Linked DNA regions of Homo sapiens: region 1 is linked to region 2. A link is a loop called in an ENCODE intact Hi-C map of the cell type or tissue named here. Cell type or tissue: Caco-2. All regions are shown on one strand. Each heading gives the region's core, and the rest is flanking DNA. Links, peaks and the distances in the headings are about the cores only. Region 1 overlaps LOC101929707 (a long non-coding RNA gene). Region 2 has its middle 85 kb from the start of LINC03125.

Region 1 (5,376 bases), core at 228-5,227, 210 kb after region 2:
CTTCTTGCTTTGTCCTTTAACTTGAGTCCCCAGCCCACACCCCTGACATGTGGCTTTTCTCTCTCTCCTGCCGTGCTGCTCCTGGGCTGGCACCTAGGCTCCTGAGACAGGGGATTTCTGCCTTGTAATCCCACTGGCTTTCTAGGGCTGGAGTCCTTGGCTACCTGTTCATTTATTTATTAATTCATTCATCCATCTAGGTTTTTGTAAGCTCCAGACATTGGATAAAGCATTTTGAGGGATAGGTGAAAACGAAATCCTGCCCTTTACTCTTGAGAACTCACTCTGCTGTGGGAGGAGAGACAGGCAGGTAAGCAAAGAGCTCTCCCAATGCGATGACAGCCAGACCTGAGCCTGGGTCAGTGACTCAGGGAGCAGGGAAGACAAACCTCCTTCAGCTTGGGGCCTGGGACAGACTTCACGATGGGAGAGAATTCGGATAATTACTCAGCCTTCTCCTCTAGATCAGAGAAGGTGGGCAGGATGGAACCATGTGCATGGGTGGATGGGGGACAATCTAAGGACTCATTTTTTTTTCTGTGAGGCTGGAGCAGAGGGCCCCTTGCCTTTGCTTCTCTTGACCTCCCCTCTCCTGCCTGTTCTGGCCCTCAGTAGTCTCACTTGGCAATAAGAGTTGGATTCTGGGTGGGTGCCTGGACTGGAGAATCTTTGGCTGTTAACACTGTTCACACAGTTCAATATGGCTGGAAAAGTGTGGATGGAGCCATGTTCAGAGTAAAAGAAGGTGTGCTTAAGGTTTATACGTACGCACTCTCTGCAACCCCCCTGGAAGCTTGGCTACAGGATGGCAAGGGGTTGGCAATCATCTTCAAAGACCGAATCTGGAGTAGCTCTTGGAGATGTCTTTTCATAGCGTTAGATGCAATTACACCAGCAGGTTTCAACTCTTCTGTTTTAGTAACAAAATTCATGCTAAAAATAAATATTTGCTGAGTGACTGATTTGACACTCATCTTTCAGAGAAGCCCAAGAATGGCCCAAGTGTTGTTCTTTTAGGCCTCTGGTTGTCAAATTGGGATCTTTAGACCAGGAGCCTCAGCATTCTCTTGAGTCTGCCTAGAAATGCACATTCTGGGCTCTACCCTCCATGCTCTGAATTATATACTCTTGGGGCACAGGAATCTGCATCTAGCAAGCCTTCCAGAGGATTCTGCTAGTGCTTCGGTTTGAGAACCAGTGCTCCTGACTTTGGTTGGCCATTGGTGTCTGTCTGAAGAGGGTCTCCACTGCCCCAGGCATGTTCCTTCTCTCACTGCTGCCCCCTGGGATGGAAACTCGACATCCCCTCTTTCCCTTCCTACTGGCACCAACGGTACCAGAGCAAACCCCACAATCTCCATGCCTACATTTCTTTGACATCCACCTGTCACCATCTTTGGAGGATTCAAGTGAAGTTCTTTGTCTTTTATGGGACAGAGCTGTTTTCTAAAGTCATAGTAACATTCTCGGTCAATGTAAGATAAAATGACTGGGAATTTCACTTTTAAAAATAGGTATATCAAAGGGAAAAATAGTAACAGTTCTGGTGGAGAGACCTGGTGAGCAACACCTTAAACCAAGTGATGAAAGCTGAAATCAGCAACACTGGGATGAACCTGCATCACGTAATAGCGGATGTGATGCCCTGACAAGAGCACCAGTCCTGTTTGCAGCATCACTGCCCCAGATGCATGCCTGAATCTGTTCCTTAGGATACATCAGGAAACCCAAGCTGAGGAATGTTCTACTAAATAAATGATCTCTACTCTTCAAAAACATGCGGGTCAAGTGACAGGTGCCGAGGAGAGGGAGAGGGTCTAGGAAGACCCTAGTTGGGACAATTGGCAGCATTCAAATGTGGCCTGTGCATTTCATACTGGTACTGTTCAATGTGAAATTTCTTGATTTTTGTAAGATTCTCCCTGGGGCCTGATAGCTTAAAGGGATGAGTAACTCCTCCCTTCTCAGGCCCAGTCCCAAGGTGCAAGACCACTTGCATCAGCAGCCTGTGCCAGCAAGATAGCAGAAGCAGGAAGAGAGCCGGCCAGAAGACACGTACCCCTGAAGATTGAGAAACAGGCCATCCGGGTACAACGTAGCAATTACGTCAGACTAGGACACTTCCTGTTTAAAGGAGACTATAAAACCTTTGTCCTGTCCTCACTTGGGGCTGACGCCATTTTAGGCCTCAGCCCGCCTGCACCCAGGCGCTCATTAAAACAGCATGTTGCTCCACATCGCCTCGTGTTGTCTGTTGGCACGCTCTCGGGATTCGAACCGATACAAGAACCTTACAATTTTCTTTATGTAAGAGAATGTCCTTGTTCTTAAGAAAAGCCAGCTGAAATATTTAGAGAGTAAGTTTGCAGGATGTCTATAACTTACTGTCAAGTGTTTTAGACAGGAAGAGAATCACATAATGGAAAATGTAAACAAGTGAATGTGAGAAAGGAGTACATGAAAGTCTTTGAACTATTGTTACAACTTTTCTGTGGAAATTTACTTTTCAAAAGTGCGTATAGACATATAGGAAGAACAATTTTAGTAACTAACATAGTTATTTTTTAGTAGTGAGATGATGGGTAGTATTTCTTTTAAAAAGATCTGCTTTTCCCCAAATATTCTGTAACAAGCATGAACTATACTTGAAATCAGAAAAAAAATGAAATGATAAAGACAATTGTTTCTTTTCATACATACTGCAATGTAGCACATGAAACTGAGATCGGAGAGACCAAAATAGATGCCCTTTATCAACTAAGGTGGACTTTAAGGTTAAGAAAACAGAAAAGTTTTCTTCTCTGGTGGAGCAACTCCTTAAATTCCTAGGGCTACAAGAAAAGCACACCCTTGCTAAACTCCCTAACAATAAGAGCTATCAGGCAAATTCCTACCTCCGATTTACAACCCAGACCACCACAACTCTGATTGGACAGAGGACCTTAGAAACATTCTTTTCTGATAAGCAACTGAAGACGTCAAATCAGTTCCAGCAGCTTACAGAGACTGGGCACACATTGTGTTTGTCTCCTACAGTTCACTTTTTGATGGAAAAAGCCACATTCTACCTTATTTTTATGCTGAAACCCCACCCCAAAGGGAGCACGGAATGCATGGTAATACATCTGTGCCTATTGTGCGTGTGCTCACCTCCCCTCTCCACATGCATAGCTTTCCCCCAAACCTACTGAGTACATGTAACTCTATCGTGTGATACAGGCCCTGTGAGACATAAAATCCATTCTGCCCCTTCCCTCTTCAAAGAGAGAGCGCCAATGTCATATGCTGGAGACAGTCTCTTCCTGGTTTGCAAACTTATATTGCCAGTGTAACTGAAATAAATCCATGAACGAGGCACAGGGCTAGTCAATCCGCCAAGACACCAATTCACAAAGAGAAGGAGATTGAATCCTAGGACCCTGATCTAGAAGATGGGAAGGAACCTTAAATCCATCTCTCCAAGTGTACAATTCTCTCTGGGGCCTGAAAGCTTAAGGAGATGAATGACTCCTCCCTTCTCAGGCCCAGTCCCAGGGCGCAAGGCCACTTGTGTCAGCAGCGTGCATCAGCAAGTCAGCAGAAGCAGGAAGAGAGCCGGCCAGAAGACACCTACCCTGGCCGGAAGACAGGTACCCCTGAAGATCGAGAAAGAGGCCGTCTGTGTACAATGTAGCAGTTACATTATACTAGGACACTTCCTGTTTACAGGAGACTGTAAAACCTATGCCCCGTCCTCACTTGGGGCTGACTCCATTTTAGGCCTCAGCCTGCCTGCACGCAGGCACTCATTAGAACAGCATATTGCTCCACACTGCCTCCTGTTGTCTGTTGGCGTGCTCTGGGGGTTTGAACCGATACAAGAACCTTACACCGAGGAGTTTGGTATAAGGGATGTTAACGGTTTTGGAGTGGGCTGAAGTGTGGGGACGGTTGGTTGGTTGAAAAGTGCAGGGTGAAGTCATGGGATGGGGAAGTGGTGAAACTGTTTCTCATGCTGATTCTGTTCTTCTATGGGGGTCTTCATGCTGGTGGGTGTTTAGTAGGAATCTGGGATCTGGAAAACACCCTAGGCAGTTCTTAAACAAAAGCCTTATGATTCTAACATCAGAAATCCTATTCATAGGAACAATAGGGATGCCAGTGGTCAGTATCAGTGCTGCATGACTTTCAGTTACAAGGAAGTGGGTCAAAGTGCAGGCTGATTAATGCTTAATTATAACTCTATTTCTGTCCAGAATTCTTGCTAACCCTGTGAGGATGGCTTCACCAATAAAATACTCCTTTCTACTATTTAGCCATCCTAGTGGTCTTTTGAATGAAAAAGAAAGGCTGAGAAAGATGGAGTAGGGGCCTGCGGTCCCCCACCCCTCACCCCTCACCCCTCATTCACTTGCTGGTGCTCCCTTCAGCTCCCTTCAGCCCCCATCACTGGAGCTAGATGTCCATGAGCATTCTGCATTTTCTCTTCTTTCTGCTGACTAAAGAGTATCATGTTTTGCTGGTTTTTCTTCCATATTTGCTATTCTAAGGTGTTAGAAATGCTTAGAGCCAGAAAGACACACAAGAAACAACTGTGAAAGTTGATCATACAAATCGGGTCATTCTTATCATATCCAAATAAAACCGCCAAGAAGCCAAGAGGGAAAGGTGCTCAGGATGCATAACATTGCTCCAAGAATATAATTTTCTGCAAGCCTGGCTGCTGTAACCTGAAACCAGTTTTATCTAATAGCTGCTAAAATGACCTGCTGCAACTCTAAGACCAATTATACCCATTCCATTACTTACCAATCAAAAGTTGCCACCTCACCGGAACTGTACTAGTGCCAATGAACTTTCTCAAAGAGCAATACATAACACTTCTCTTTGTTATAAAACCTCCAACCATCTCTTTGTTCTTTAGACACACCGAAAACCACCCAATATGTGGTCTTGCAATTCTTTCTTCCCAAATAAAATGTTAAATTTAGAGGTTCATCTTTACCTTTTAATTCTTTGACACAACCGAATAGGACAAAGCAATGCATTTAACTTGTTCAACTGTTGATGAAATCATTGCAAAGGCAGCTCTAATTTTTTTTCAGACCTCAGTCTACTGACAGCATGAACAGAAAGAGAGGGTCTCTTTCTGCTGGTGCTTCGGTTTGAGAACCAGTGCTCCTGACTTTGGTTGGCCATTGGTGTCTGTCTGAAGAGGGTCTCCACTGCCCCCAGGCATGTTCCTTCTCTCACTGCTGCCCCCTGGGATGGAAACTCGACATCCCCTCTTTCCCTTCCTACTGGCACCAACGGTACCAGAGCAAACCCCACAATCTCCATGCCTACATTTCTTTGACATCCACCTGTCACCATCTTTGGAGGATTCAAGTGAAGTTC
Region 2 (5,376 bases), core at 300-5,299:
ACCTTGATGGAGGGGTAGGTTTATTTAGGAAGAGAGGAATAGGGAGCAGCACACAGAGGTCCCTGCTGTGTACAGAGCAGTAGGTTGAAAATGAACCCAGTGTGTGATGGTCAGGAGCAGAGTTCTTACAGACAGGACAAGGGGCTGCTTCTTAGAGTCTTTGGTAGTTTGGGTTCCTGGAGCTGTTTTCTTGTTTGTAAGCTGTGCCCTGGCAGGTACTTGATAATATGCAAGGAATGAAAGATTTTGCAGCAGCTAGGTGTTTACCATAGCATATGGCAGAACTGGCTGCAATCTTTCACCACTCTCTATATCTTGACCTTTGCAATATGACTTGGCAGCTCCACTGACTTACTCCCCACTAGAACCTGAGCTGACCTCATGACTTGTTTCAGCCAGTGGAATGAGGTAGAAGGGGTTCTGGGTCAATTCTGAGACTGCACCTCAATATGCCTTGAGTGCTTTTGCCTCGTTTCTTGGAACCATGTCCAGCTTCCATGTAAACAAGCCCCTCCTAGCCTGCTGGAGGGTGAGAGGCCACAAAAGCAGAGATGAGCTGTCTGAGCTGAGGCCATCCTCAACCAGCCAGCCCTCAGCTGGCCCAACAGCTGCTGCCTATGCATGAGTCAGCCAAGCTCGGATTGAAAAATGCCCAAATTGTGAGAGGGATGCATGGTTTTGGTGCTTAACCTTGAACAAAATGCCAAATAACAGACCTCACCCCCCTCTACAGAGAAAGATGTCCACTTCCTAATCCCCAGAATCTGTGAATATGTCACCTTCCATAGGAAAAGGGCCTTTGTGAATGTGATGAAGTTAAGGGTCTTGAAATGGGGAGAGAGCATCCCAGACTATCCAGGTTGGCCCAATGCAATCACAAAGGCCTTGTTAGAGGGACATGTGGAGGTCAGACAGAAGACAAGTTATGGCAACAGACAGAGACTGGAATGATGCAGCCCACGAATGCCAGAGGCCTCTAGCAGCTGATAAGGCAAAGATCAGATTCTCCCTGCAGCCCCTAGAAGAAGCCAGCCCTGCAGATGCTTCAATTTTAGCCCAGGAAGACTCACTTTGGACTTCTGGCTCACAGAACTGTAAGAGAATAAATGTGTAGCTTTTTTTTTTTTTTTTTTGAGATGGAGTTTCTCTCTTGTCGCCCAGGCTGGAGTGCAATGGTGCAATCTCTGCTCACTGCAACCTCCGCCTCCTGGGTTCAGGTTTGACTGATTCTCCTGCCTCGGCCTCCCAAGTAGCTGGGATTACAGGTGTATGCCACCACGCCCAGATAATTTTTTGTATTTTTAGTAGAGATGGGGTTTTACCATGTTGACCAGGCTGGTCTCGAACTCCTGACTTCAGGTGATCCAACTGCCTCGGCCTCCCAAAGTGCTGGGATTACAGGCATGAGCCACCGCACCTGGCCAAATGTGTGGCATTTTAAGTCATTAAATTTGTGGTAGTTTGTTACAGGGGCAATAGGAAATGTGGTGGCTTGTTAGGCAGTAAAAACTGACTGATAGCCTTGTGGAAGCCTTAAGACAAGAAAGAGAAAAGGGTGGTGCTAACACAGATGAGAAGGGTATGTGCTTAGAGGCACCAATAAGTAATGCTTTAGCAGATATTTTGAGGAAAATGTTTTTCAGGATACCTGCTTTAAAAAAATATATAAGAGACATTCATTTACTGGTGAATCTCTTGGTTAACAAGCATCTATGTATTATGTGCTGGATGGAGGAAGAAGACTCAAAGACAAATGAAACTTTTTCCATGCCCTTATGAAACTCATGATTGCCCCACTCAGAGCTTGTCCTTTATGAAGTTGGGCCGGATGCAGGGGCTTGTCCTTAAAGGAGCCTCACAGCACTTCCTGATGAGCCTGGCCTCCCCTCCTCACCCCTCACCTCTCCTCGCACACTCTGGCTCCCTTTACGCCAGCCTCTCTGTTCCTCGATCCTTGGTGCATTTTTCTCTCCTTTTTTGTCTCTGTCCCTCTATCCTTGGTGCATTTTTCTCTCCTTTTTTATGTGATGAACAGTAGAGGCCCAAGTTTTCCATCCGCACCTTCCCCCAAGCTGAGCCTTAGTCTCTCGCCCTTGGCTTGGCACACGCATGACAACTCCTTGCAAAAGGACTCCTTTATTCGAACGGGTCGCCAGGACCACCCCAGCCTCTTCTGAAGATGTGTCCCCCGCAAAGCCCTGCCCCAGCCTGCCCTCACTTCCTACACAAAGGCCTGGACAGCAGTCACAGCTGGGGTTGGGCCCCAACATGATCCACGTGGTCTGAGACATTCTCTGATAGCCTCATGAGCAAAGTGCCACGGGGACGTGGAGAGGGCGGGGATGTCTTCTTCCCAGGGCCAGGGAAAGCTTCTCCCGAGAGGGCACAGAGAAAGCTTTTTTACAGCAGGTAGCTGGGACAGGGAAGGGCTTCCACCTACAGGTAAAGCAGGGCAGAGGTGCAAAGGCACAGAATGACACAGTATCAAAGGGCAAGCCTCAAAAGCTAACATATGATTCCCCCACAAATATTTTGGTATCAAATATTTACTTAGTTCATTAGTGAGAGAACTAAAATGATAAAGCTGGTTCAAAGGACTGGAAAAACTGACAGTGCATATCAGAATGAGAGAGTCCAATGATAAAGTCAGATACGCGACTGATTAATGTCCTGTAGGACAATGGAACCACTATCTTTCAGGTTATTTACTCTGCCAGCAGAAAGGGTTGCAATGTATCAATATTCAACAAGTTAACATCCAACTTCATAGAGTCTGGTCCTTAACCAACAAACAATTTAATTTTTTAGTGCGATGTCACCCTAAAACTCAGCAGCCTAAACCAGCACACATTTCTTGTGTTGCACAGTTTCTGAGGGTCTCTATGAGGTTTCGGTCAGGCTGTGAGCCTGGGCTGCAGTCTTCAGAAGGTGCTTCACAATCCGCTTCCAGGCTTACTCAGGTGGCTCTTGGCAGAGGCTCCAGATCTTCTCTGCGTGAAGGGGGCCTCTCTGTACGGCTGGTCACAAAACCTGGTGGCTCCTTCCCCCAGGGAGTGATGAAAAGGGACATGGGGAGGGAGGGGAAGGGGGAGGAGTCAAGATGAAAGCCACAGTCTTTTTATAACCTAATCTCAGAAGTGGCAGCTCATCACTTCCTTTGTGTTCTGTTCTCTAGGTGTGAGTCTCTAGGCCTAGCCCACTCAAGGGGAGGGAAACTAAGTTCTACCCTTTGGGGAAGGATTATCAGAGTGTGTGGACATTTCTTAAAAACCACCATATTACCTCCCCTAGGAAATCTGGTCACTCTCAGGCAGGCCTACTTGGCAGCCAATGCTCTGGTGTGGCTGTCAGAGGGTCACATAGTAATCTTTTGACTCATCCCCATGTTTTGGGTAATTCTTCATAACAAAGGCATATTTAGTGACACCAGGTCATCCAGCAGGATTGGGCAGAATAGGAGAAGAGACAGGCTAAAAGGACAAGCTGGCAGGGTGGGAACGGGCCTGGAATACTGGAATATCTTGTCACATGGGGACACTCTCCTGTGGCCTTAGTGTGGGCTCCGGGGCTGGTTGGGAGTTGGCACGGGAGGCCAGGTGGAGACCTTGGCTTTGGAACCTGCAGGAAGGCTGTGGGGCAAAGGGAACAGGGAGCTTTTGAAGGAAATGCTGGGGTGGGAATCGGCCAGGCCTGGGGCTGACTCACAGCCCTACTGAGCATCACAGAGCGAGCAGAGGAGAGACAGGAGGGCAGAGGTGGAGGCACTGTGTGGAGCAGGGAGAAGACTGGTGCATCGCAGTGCCCCCCAAGACCTCCATTTCTGCATGCAGGGTAAAGGTGTGGGATTTTGAAGGGGAGCTGAGAAGAGTGTTTGGCAGGTGACTGAACAAATGCCAGGTGGCCCGGGCTATGAGTTGGCCAATGTCTTGGGTGTGGGACTCTTAGAGCAAGCCTGGATCCCTCCTCTCTTTGGGGAGCTGGAAGAGCAGGCTCCTTCTGGGACAGAGGAGTAACAGAAGCCCTAGTGACTGGAGGGCAGCTCTGCCCAGCAGCTGGGAACTAGTAACAGGCAACGCGCCTGTCAAGACCAAAAGATATGGAATTAAAAACACACCAAGAGCTTGCAGGCAGTGGGGCCAGGCAGCAGGAAATTCTGTCTCCTATATAAGGTGGAGTTGCTTCCTGTGGGGGCTAGACGAGTGCTTCCGCCTAAGCACATGCTGGAGCAGGTGGCTCGGATGCAGGGAGCGCAGGTGGATACGCAGTGCCATGGTGCCTTGCATCCAGCTGGTGGAAGTCTCACTCCCCAGCTCTGGGACATGCCCGTCCAGAAAACACAGTGACAATGACTGATACCACACGTAGCGCAGCCTTAGTATTTGGAAGAACAAGAAATACTTGCAGTCTGCACACACCACACCTTGTGGTACCACTGGACAGGAGGTCGTGTCCATTGGACTTGATGACATGTGTTTATGTGGTCACCCTGAAAGCAGACTCAAGACACGGTGTTGGGGGTGGGCGGCGCACCTGCGAGGTGATCCCAAAACGCAGGTGTGAGGAGGTGGGGAAGTGAGATGGGAGGGGAGGAACATCTGACATGGGAGGGGGTTCTTATGAGCAGGGCTGGGCAATCCTGCCTCAGAGCTGTCTGGCAGCAGGGACAGGGAGCCAGGGCCCCTCTTCGCCATCAGTTATTTACCACTTCACTCATTCATCTCCCTGAACCACATGCCCGCCCGGGGCCAGCACTATTAGGTACACGTTCCTGTTTGTTCTGCTTCACTTTATTCATTAACAAAGTATTTATTCTTTTCTCACTGCCCTGATGTCTAAAAGTGTTGTTCTCTCTGAGTTAGATTGTAAATTTTCAGGGTTTTTTTCTTGCTTTCTTTCTGCCACTCCATCATTTCATTGTTAATTTTCTGGACAATTAAAACTATCATGAAAAATATATGCACCTCAGATGTGAACTCACTTGTCCAATGGTGTGTGGAGGCATCCTCCTGTGATGTCTACACTGGCAGGGGAGGATGAGAGGGAGACAGAGGTGAGAAGAGGGAGCAGGAGGCAGCTTCCTCCAGAGACACCCAGAGCAAGAATACTCCCTGATTTGACCATGGAAATCCCTTTTTCCCTCTCACTCAGTGACAGGTACTTGTCTGCTCTGGCTGTTGTCTGAGGATCTAACTTGGGTGTGGTTTCCACATTGGTCCTTTTTGTCAAAGTGCATCCTCCATATGTGTTTGGGCAGAGCAGGAGCAAGTGAGAAGAGGCAGGCCAGATGCCAGGTGGAATGGAAGCTGGAGGGCAGAGGTGGGCATGACTGGGCTGCTGGGTGGGTGGGGGCTGTGGACGGCGGAGAGTCTGGCATTG

Evidence for each region. Peaks named below come from ENCODE experiments on the same cell type or tissue, not always from the same donor. Only the 100,000 strongest peaks of a DNase experiment are listed, where the experiment ranks them.
Region 1: a loop joins it to region 2, with 18 times the contacts of the local background. A loop is called at or near these places in 1 of 110 quality-filtered maps.

What each region holds. Positions count from the first base shown.
Region 1 is chr20:23,022,420-23,027,795 of GRCh38, reverse strand. All of the region lies in intron 1 of LOC101929707 (a long non-coding RNA gene), which reads left to right. Among named protein-coding and RNA genes, the nearest start is that of SSTR4, 10 kb to the left of the region's middle. In Caco-2, for the core only: no CTCF peak of the experiment used is centred there; a DNase peak (open chromatin) is centred at 2,925.
Region 2 is chr20:23,230,056-23,235,431 of GRCh38, reverse strand. No RefSeq gene overlaps it. Among named protein-coding and RNA genes, the nearest start is that of LINC03125, 85 kb to the right of the region's middle. RefSeq lists a silencer at 3,013-3,213. In Caco-2, for the core only: no CTCF peak of the experiment used is centred there; DNase peaks (open chromatin) are centred at 2,401 and 3,011.